2 separate regions of the Mus musculus genome follow, and region 2 is linked to region 1. Evidence: chromatin loops called from intact Hi-C (ENCODE). Cell type or tissue: gastrocnemius. All regions are shown on one strand.

Evidence for each region. Hi-C counts contacts between places; a loop is a spot of excess contacts. Peaks named below come from ENCODE experiments on the same cell type or tissue, not always from the same donor. Only the 100,000 strongest peaks of a DNase experiment are listed, where the experiment ranks them.
Region 2: it touches region 1 in a loop (2.9-fold over the local background); 10 of 42 quality-filtered maps call a loop at or near these places.

Annotation. Positions count from the first base shown.
Region 1 is chr11:68,564,575-68,569,574 of GRCm38, reverse strand. The region is part of intron 1 of Gm40036 (a long non-coding RNA gene); the gene reads right to left. Among named protein-coding and RNA genes, the nearest start is that of Gm40036, 4.8 kb to the right of the region's middle. In gastrocnemius, a CTCF peak has its summit at 2,969 (motif pointing left); DNase peaks (open chromatin) are centred at 2,953 and 3,357; H3K4me3 peaks cover 322 bases.
Region 2 is chr11:68,721,548-68,726,547 of GRCm38, reverse strand. The region is part of intron 3 of Myh10 (myosin, heavy polypeptide 10, non-muscle); the gene reads right to left. Among named protein-coding and RNA genes, the nearest start is that of Myh10, 32 kb to the right of the region's middle. In gastrocnemius, a CTCF peak has its summit at 2,231 (motif pointing right); a DNase peak (open chromatin) is centred at 2,234.

The DNA of each region.
Region 1 (5,000 bases):
AAGCACAGAGATTATAAGTAGCTGCTATGCAGGCATGTGGTGAGATGGCTCAGCAGTTAAGAGCATTTGTTCTTGCAAAGGACCCAGGTTTGATTTCCAACACCCACATGGTAGCTCACAACTCTTTGTAAAATCAGTTCCACTGTCCCTGACCTCCACAGGCACAAGGCACATATGTGGTCCACACAAATATATGTAGGAAACGCATTCACACACATAAAATAAGAATTAAAAATCTCTAAAAAAAAATCTAATAGTACATTGCTAGCAAGAGATCGTTTGAGCAAAATTAGAAAATTAAAAAGGTTTAAAACCTGGGCATATTTGGGGTGGGGGAGGGGAAGCTTCAGAATAGCAATAAAAACAGAATAAAATTAAAGATACGAATAGATAAAAGATAAAAAGAAACTTTGTAGATTAGTGCAGAATAACAAACCAAGGAGAAATAACCATAAACACAGATATACCGTATGATGTAGCAACAGGGTCTCAAGTTACATTCAGCAACAACCAATTACAATGGGAGAAATCCCTGTCCACAATTACGTAGCGCACCTTTTCCAGACTATGGCGAGTCAAGAAGTCTAAATATAGGTACATTAGTCAGTTTTCTCCAAACATCTGAGAACTTGCAAAGAGAGTTTTATTTGGCTCACAGTTTGGGGGCTGGAGTCCAGGGACAGAGTGCTGCCTCTGCTGAGCACACCCCACCCCACCCTGTGCAACTCCACAGTGGATGACACGGTGAGAATTTGTGTTTTGTGTCACACACACACACACACACACACACACACACACAGAGACACAGACACACACACACACAGAGACACACATAGGCAGAGACAGAGTCAGAAAAAGAGAAACAGACATACATGCATACACAGAGAGAGACATAGAGACACACACAGAGAGAGAGAGAGAGAGAGAGGAGACAGGGGGAGATAGAAGGTCAGGGAGCACCGAGGGGAGCTAATCTGACCTTTGACCTTTCACTATGTTTCATCTCTTAAAGGTTCCGTCCGTCACCTCTTGATATCACCAGATAGTGATCAAGCTTCCAGTTCTGAGCCCCTTGATAGACACACTCAAACTGGGTCTAGACCATGACAGCATGTAAGAAAGAACATTTGGATAATAGAATCGTATCATTATGCACATGCATTTTTTTTAGCTAACAGAGAAAATGTCCACAACCTACCAAAAAAAATTACAAAGAGCTGGCAATCTTTAACTATAGTTGAAGTATAATGGAATGAAGCAAAAAAAAAAAAAAAAAATTAAATAAAGAAAAAGAGCACTTAAAAAATTCTGTGCTCCTGAAAACTTGTTTGCCAGGAGTAATAGCTCAGGCCTTTAGTCCTAATACCTGGGAGGCAGAGGCAGATAGATCTCTGAGGGTACAAAGCCAGTCTGTTCTACAGAGTGAGTTCCGGGACAGCCGGGAATATGTAGAGAGACCCTGTCTCAAAACAAAACTGAACCCGAAACAAAACAAAAGCTCTGTGTTGTTCCTGGCCAAAGACTACTAAAAAAATAATTGTCTCTGAGTTAAAGAGGAAATGACAAAATGATTTGTATTAAGCCCCTTTATATTGCTAATAGTATAATATCACAGAGTGGATAAGTCAAAAAGGTTTATGTTGGTTAGCAGGTCTGCTGGTAAAAATGATGATGATGGTGGTGGTGGTGATGATGATGATGGTGGTGTGGTGGTGGTGGTGATGGTGTGTATAGTATATAGGGTGCTAATGCGCCATTCATGTGGAGGCTGGAAGTTAATTTTGTGGGCTCAGTTCACCCTTCCCACCCTTATGTAGGTTCCAGGCATTAAGCTCAGGTCCACAGGCTTCCGCAAGCAAGTGCTTTTGTGTGCAGAGCAGTCTTTCCCACCTGAGAGAGTTCCCGTTCTCAGGGTGGAGCCAGTACAGCCCATTGCTTGTGTGGGTGTGTCATCTGCCCATCTCTCTGTGTCTCTCTGTGTCTCTGTCTCTCTCTGTATGTCTGCCCCTCTCCTCTATCTCTGTCTCTTTTTAAGGCCACCATGGGAAAGTCACGTCGATAATGTTACGGAATCCTAATGACCTCTGTAAGGTCTCACCTCCAAACACCACAGTTAGATTAAGTTCCCACCTTCTCAGTATCCCACAGTATCCCACGACCGCACTTCATCCCAAGGTGAGTTTTGAAGAGTACAAACCTTATTCGAGCCCTAGCGCAGGCTGCTCTGTTCTGCTTCTTCATACAGTCCGCACATTAGACTCTGACCACACACCTCTGCGCTTTGCCGTGTGCCCTTTCTCTCTGCTGACTGCCTTTACCCACCGAGCCATCTCACCCATGCCCAAAGCAGGGGATTTTAATTCAATGAGAGCAGAGACTCTTGGATTTTCTTCAACTTGTTTGGCATCAAATCGCATCTTCCCCACTTCATAGAGGCTCCAGTGAACACTTAGTGAATCGGACTCATAAACACCACGAAGCCCCTTTGAAATCACTCACACCAAAAGCTGGGGAGAGTGAGAAACTTGTCGGAGGGGAGGGGCCTGAGGAGCAGGTAGCCAGCATCTGCGAAACTGGCTTATTATTTGTGACTCTGACCTCATGTGGCCCCTCAACCATCCTAGGAAACGCAAGGGATTCATACTGTCATTTCTCCTGTTTCAGAGTGAAAGCCGCGTCAGGGTAACCTGTGTTCTCAGGAAGCGATACCCACGTTTACTCAGAGCTGGTGCGACCTGTTTCTTGCTGGCCAATGCTAGCGAGAATCTGCGTTGCGGATTTTCAGATCCCTCTCTTTGACTTGTTTCCTGCCTCTAAAAAAATCTAACTCGACGCTTCATCTCATGTTTTCCTATTCTTGCAGCCTCGGAGAGCTGATGGGCTACGGGGCCGCCTGGCATCATCGTCTGCTGGAGCTTTGGGAAGGGCATGAGACCAGGTTACTGGAGGAAGTGGAATCCTAGTATGTTTGGTGCCCCCTAGTGGACTGCTTCCAACCCTCTGGCCCAGCTTCTCTCTCTCTCTCTCTCTCTCTCTCTCTCTCTCTCTCTCTCTCTCTCTCTCTCTCTCTCTCTCTTCCTGCCCTCATTCCCTTTAGACCCTTTTCAACAGTTTATACACTCTGACTTCTAGGGGAGAGGTAGAAAATGGTTCTTCAGGCTTAAGAGGATGGTACCATCCCTTGCAAAGAGCAGAGAGTTGCAGATGCTCGAGGCTGCTGTCTGTGGGGGTTGGTTGACCTGGGGAAAACGTTACTGGGTGCCATAGAACCCTCACGCCTATGGTGCCTACCAGGCCCCTGAACTGGAGTCACATACATACAAAAGCATCAACTCCTGTAGGTTATTCCTCAGACTCAGACACCACCAGCGGGGCCCCTGCCTTGAGGACAAACCGCTTGGCCAGTAGACTGGGCATGGGGCCCCGTGTGCCTACTGGGCATGGAACCAGAGACTTGGTGCCAGGTTAGAAGAACAGAAATGAATTTTTTTCTTTTTGTTTATGTGTATGAGTGTGTGTGCACTAGGTGTGTGCAGGTGCCCATGGAAGTCAGAAGGTATAGCATTCGTTCCCTAAAGCTAGTGTCACAGGCCTGAACTGGCCAGGGTGGATGCTTGGAACTAAACTATGGTCCTCTAGAAAAGGGAAAAGTGCTCTCAGCCACTGAGCCATCTCTCCAGCCACTGTTGTACCTATAATTTTATGATCTGTGCATTGCTCTCAGATCTGGTACTGACAGCTTTGTGATCTCCCCATCTCATGGACACATGATTGCTGAAACCTTTTTTTTTTTTTAACTGTTTGTTTCATTATTTAGTCAACAGCCAGAGAGACATTCTGATTGTATCTGTGGGACTCATTTCTGTCAACATCGCAACATTGTTGCTCTTTAGTACTTTCCCTCTTTCTGGATGCAGTGCCTTCTCTCGTGGACATGCCATGGTCACTCCAAAACAGATCTCAGTGCTCAGCATCCTGTGTAGCTCCAGTTCACCATTTACAACACAACCCTCAGGAGAGCGTCAAAAACTAGAGGAAGGCCGAAGGAAGGCTGTGGGCTTTGCTGGGTCATATGTACGTCCAAGCCATGGATCTACTATTTAATTATTACGATCCTGGGCAACTCGGTCAGCTCATTTCTGCGAGCTCTGGTTTATTGTAATTGAACATCGCTTTAGGGAATTGCAAACATGACTGCATGTGGATATCTGGCACAGAGGCAAAGTTCAACCAGTATGCACCCCTCCTTTCCTTCTTTGGCATACAGGATGTTCACATCTGCCCAGCCTTATTTTATTTTTTTATGATTCCTCATATGAAATCAACCCCCACACAAGCTATCCCTGCTGTGGTCCTACCCCACCTAACCGCTCCTTGCCCAGAGTAGTCTCTCACTATCTAAATTAGTTTAGCATAGCAGTTGAGAGTATGGACCTCCCAGGTCGGACAGATATGATTTGAACTTTTACCTTTCTGAAGTTCAGCCATGTCACTCATGACATGAGGGTATAGTAATAGCTCACTTCATAAATTTGGTGTTCTGACTAAATGAGAGGACCTTTGTCAAGTTCTTAGTACAATGTCAGGGAGGTTTGCTAGCCTGGGAGCCCAGATTTGCCCTGAAGCACCAGGCCACCCAGAACCTGCTAACTTCGGTATTTCCCAAACATCTCCTAGGGAGTACCGTTTCTGCAAACGTTGTCAGGCAGTGATACACAGGGATTGGCTAAGATCAAACAGAGCTAAGTAGGTCTGTTAACTACAGAGCTCCCGAGAGCCCCGGGTTGCTAATAAGCGGTGTATGTCTCTAAGAGGTGGCAATAACTGTCATCATTTTCGAAAGCTGTGGGGCTGCAGAAGCCTTTGACCACTTTCCCTAACACTCCACCCACCCCACTAGGATTGCCCAGTCTACAAAACCCACTCCAAATAAACGTGAGTGGAACAGCTCATGGCTCGCTAGGTACTTACTCTCTGCTTCGCCAGAATCATGACTGTCA
Region 2 (5,000 bases), 160 kb before region 1:
ATTTCTCCATGCACTCGTTCCCCTTTTTTCTTGCTCTCAAACAGAGCCTATTCTTAAGGTCCTTGAGAAAACAGAACATCTTCAAGTTTCTACCATGGACCACAGTGACCTGCCTGCCTAACCACTGACAATGTTCAAAGATCTGAGAGTGAAAAGGAGGAGGAAATGTGATAATAAATACTTTCAGCAAAGAGAAAGGATGGGCACAATTTATAGCTGTTGGGAAGCTGTTGAAAGCAAGGCAGCAGGTAGTGATTCAGGAGAGATGAAGGGATGGCAGGACTAGCCTTGGATGGCAACAGGCACAACAGGAGATGGCTTGTACATCTAGTGGGGACAATCAGCTTACTGGTGACTTCTAGTTTCTCAGAAATGAGAAATCACTTGGTATACGGGAAGCTGAAGGACACGTAAGGAGCCAGAGGTCTAAAGCACACAGGGCCCCCAAACTGTCATGACAGAGACTGTCAATCATCTCTCTCCAGGTAGAGCTGGCACGTTGTCCTAAGGGCAGAGTCACTTCAGTCATGAATTTCCAGCAAGGTCAGTCTGTTCACTTGTATGAACATGACTCCCAGAGAACCAGCAGCCCAAGTAAGAATGCCAAGAGGTACAGACAGCCCAATTCATTCAGCAGGAGAAGTCTGGCAAACAGGTGTAACAAAGGCAGGTATGAGAAGACCGATGCTAGGAGAGAGCATGAACCACACTGAGGGACAGCTACACAGGGACCCACAGGAAGCAAGCATAGATTTTAGTCTTCCTAGAAGGGCATTGTAATAGAATAGAATGAAAACCTGGTGATTCAATAAGATGAAAATGTCTGCAATGTCACCTCAGAAATTGGTGGCACAAGTTAGATGAAGCCTTTTCATGGTGGGAGGAGGTCATGTAAAACTCTGTGTCTCCTATCATAGGGTCACAACAAAGCTTGAAGAATGAGGGGAACCAAGAAGAGAGCTTTGAGGGGAGGGGGAAGGACATAGCTTTCCCAGGGTACAGAAGAAAAAGTTTAGTAGAGATATAAGAGAAGTTAAGGACAAAACTCCCATCTTCTAGAACACGGGGTTTCAATTGTAGGGTATCTTCAATGAGTGGGCTCAAATGATATTTTCAAGGAAAATGTCCAAGAACCAATTAAATCCTGGAAGAAAAATCAAGGCACACTGAGCAGAACATCTGGGTAAGCTGGCTCATCAGAGACTGGGAGTTACCTGAAGCAAAATGAAAAGGGAAGCAGGAAGATAAGGAGTTCAAAGCCATCCCTGGCTACACTGAGTGCAAGGACAACCTGGGCTCCATTAGCCTGCCAGGGAAGGAAGGAAGGAGAGGGGACAGCCAACACAGATTCAAATACAACTAAGCTACCCAGCAGAACGAGACATTTGGGTTTCATTCTAAGACTCCAAGAAAGCAGCATGCACTTAAATCGTTATGTACACCAAAAAGGAGCCTCTGAGGCCACTGTGCAGCTGGATCAGGAGCTCCGCAGCAGCGCTGGCCAAAGGAGACGGCGTCAGGAACAAGGGAAGGGGAGCCAGATGACAGAGAGCCGGTACAGAAGGTGGGCCGACTGACCTCAGAGGATTATATACACAGGGAGCCCTCGGTGCTTCGGCCTTTGGTTTCTGAGTCTCAGCACTACAAATGAGGTCTAATAGTAATGATTCCTGTCCATGAAGATCCTCTGACCTTGGCCTGTCTGTCACACTATGTAAGACGAGGTATATAACACCTCCCCGTTCAATATCCTGTCTGGCAGGTCTAAGTCTTTTCTTTAGCTCAGGTATATTTTTCCAAATTATCATTTCTATCATAGAACCTGAAGAAGACTCCATGTCTCCACCTCTCGCTCACAAGTTCCCTTGCGTCTTTCTTATTTGCATCTAGTCTTCAGAAAAACTGCTTTAGTCTCTGGCTGTGCCAATACTGCTGCCCCAAGCTTCTACTAAACGTGACTTTTTTACAATTGAATTCACAACCAAGAGCTTTGCTTCTGCCCATTCATTCAACAAATATTTATTGAGCAACTAGTATGTGCTAAGGACACTCTGCATTTTACTAACATGGTGTCCCTTAGACTCCAAACCTAAGGAAAAAAAAAAAACAAACAAGGTTTGTTTTTGTTGTTGTTTTTTAGATTTATTTATTTTTATTTTATATGTATAGATAAATGTTTTGCCTGTGTGTATGTGGGGCACCATGTGCATGCAGTGCCCATGGAGGCCAGAAGAGGGCATCAGATGCCCCAGAATTGTCAGCCACCATGTGGGTGCTGGGATTTGAACTTGGTTTCTTTGAAAGAGCAGTCAGCATTCTTAACCACTAAGCCACTTCTCTGGCCCTTATATTTCTTAAAAACAAAACCTTTTACCATTTCTGTCAGTAAATCTGATGTTGCAAAACATGTGCCCAGAATAGTTATACAAGACATAAAACTAGGATATTTAACTGATGGAAGAATCCAGAATTTTAAAAGATCTTGACAGACTAAATGGGGGACTGATTATAACATAAAAGTTGAGAGGTACCCTATGTTCTGAATTATCCACATGGTCCCCTCTGAGGCTCTCTGTCCACATGGTATATGGGCCTAACCTGATAGCCTGGTGTGAGTGTTACTGGCCCTCTCCCCTGTGTCCTGCAGTATATAAGCATCCCACGTGGTGTGGGTAAGAATGTTTCCAGTAGCCAGCCACCACGTGTGGACGCTCAAGCCCATGATAGGCATCCAGGGGATGGAACAGGAAGATTGTGAGTTTCAGGTCACCCTGGGCTACAAAGAGACCCGATTTCAAAACCAAAACACAGAAAATATGTCAGGTTTTTAATTCTATCTCACACTTTTAACAACCTACATGTTCTTGGTCAAGTTATTTAATTTCTTTGTGCCTCAGTATAATAGGAATAAATACAAATACATATTATAATTTAAAACACAAATTATTATGGCTAATAGCAATTTTCAATGAGTTGTCCTTTCTACATTAGTAACGATAACACTATCAACCTACATGTTCTTGGTCAAGTTATTTAATTTCTTTGTGCCTCAGTATAATAGGATAAATACAAATACATATTATAATTTAAAACACAAATTATTATGGCTAATAGCAATTTTCAATGAGTTGTCCTTTCTAGCATTAGTCACGATAACACTATCATATGCTCGCAGACCACATATTCCTCATATCTTCCTCTTCTGTATTTGTCAAGCTGACTTGGAAACCATTCACAAGACATATAGCATCTATTTTTGTAAGCTGGTATAGTAGAGCCAACTCTCCTTTCTGCCTGGGAAGATTTAAAATTTCAATGACTTTTCTCAGATGTACTTCTACCAGACTCATGTCACCCACCAACTTTGCAGGCACACAGCCTGCATCCTCACATATATGGGTAGGGATGCTAATTAGGACACATCCCTCTGGTACACACCTGAGCAGCCCAGGCAACTCACACATCTGTCAGCAGCTCCAGTACAACCTAGCAAGGGTCACACAGGGGGTTATAGGATGGTGTGAGCCTCAACTGTCTGACGAACTCTCCACTGTGCTTCTGTCTGCTGATAAGTCCAAACTAATAGTGCATCTGTATTCATATCGCTTTAAACTGATCTCAATACATTAAATAACAACAGGTTCTACACTCTTTCCTGGTATGCACACTATGCTCAGAAGACTGCAATATTTTCTCCTTTTAAAGGAAATTAGAATCATGTATAGGAGAGCCTATCCCCAGCCTATTCAACAGTTCTCCTGGGAACTTTCCTTCTCTATAGCAATCCAGGCATAGAGAGGCAACAGTGTCAGCTGAAACAAGGGCTCCCAGACTCAGTTAAAGGGGTACTCTTTGAATTCTCACCTCACAAGACACTCTATTAAAAAAAAAAAAGGCTTCCATAAATCATCGTCCAAAGTCAGGGTTCAAATGAAGGACTCAACAAATCTATAACTCATTTTGATCCAAACGTAAAAGCTTTTAATGTCAACCACCACACAATTCAACACATTCTAAAACTTTTCTCATCTCTTTATTTGCATTTAAACTAGAAGTAAGATTCTATAATGTGATGTGTCCATCTTTCCTTTACTCTTATTGGTTTCATATTTATCTAGAAGTACTACAGACTGAACCTAGGGCCTGTACATGCGAAGCAGGAAGCCTGCCTACCCCTTAGCTATATCCCCAACAGTGTCTCAGTAATTTACCCAGGCTGGCCTTGAACTTATTCTGTCTCCAGGCAGGTCTTGGTCTTATGTTCTTCCTATGCAGCTGGAATCACAGGCCTGCACTACAGGCTTGGTTAGATTTCATTCCATATTGCTTTGCAGCACTGGATATGGACTGAACCCTGGGCTTCACCATGCTAAGCTAATGCTCTACTGCTACACCCCGTCCCCATCCAGCCCTTTCCTATTGGTTTTAAAGCTGCATACCATGGAGTGTTATGTGTGCTAGCTTATGGTAGAATCGAACATGTACTGAAAACTTGATGCTTCCAAATATTAAAAAGTCCATGAAATATTGCTATGAAGCAGCGATTGTACTTTAGTTCCTATAAAAAACCTGCCTCATCAGCTGGGCGTGGTGGCGCACGCCTTTAATCTCAGCACTCGGGAGGCAGAGGCAGGCGGATTTCTGAGTTCGAGGCCAGCCTAGTCTACAGAGTGAGTTCCAGGTCAGCCAGGGCTACACAGAGAAACCCTGTCTCGAAAAACAAAACAAAACAACAAAAAACCAAAACAAAACAAAAAAGCAGCCTCATCATCCATTTTAATCATAAGTTAGTAATTTTCAACAATAAACACTTTATTGACTGACTGACTGACTGATGACTTGATTAAGACAAGCTTTCACTGTGTGACCCTAACAAGGAACTTGCTATGTGGACCAGGCTGGTCTCGAACTCAGAGATGCGCCTACCTCTCTCTTCCTTTTTAGTATCACCATGCCTGGCCCACTTTTTAAATTTTAAAAGAAATATTAAACCATTTTGT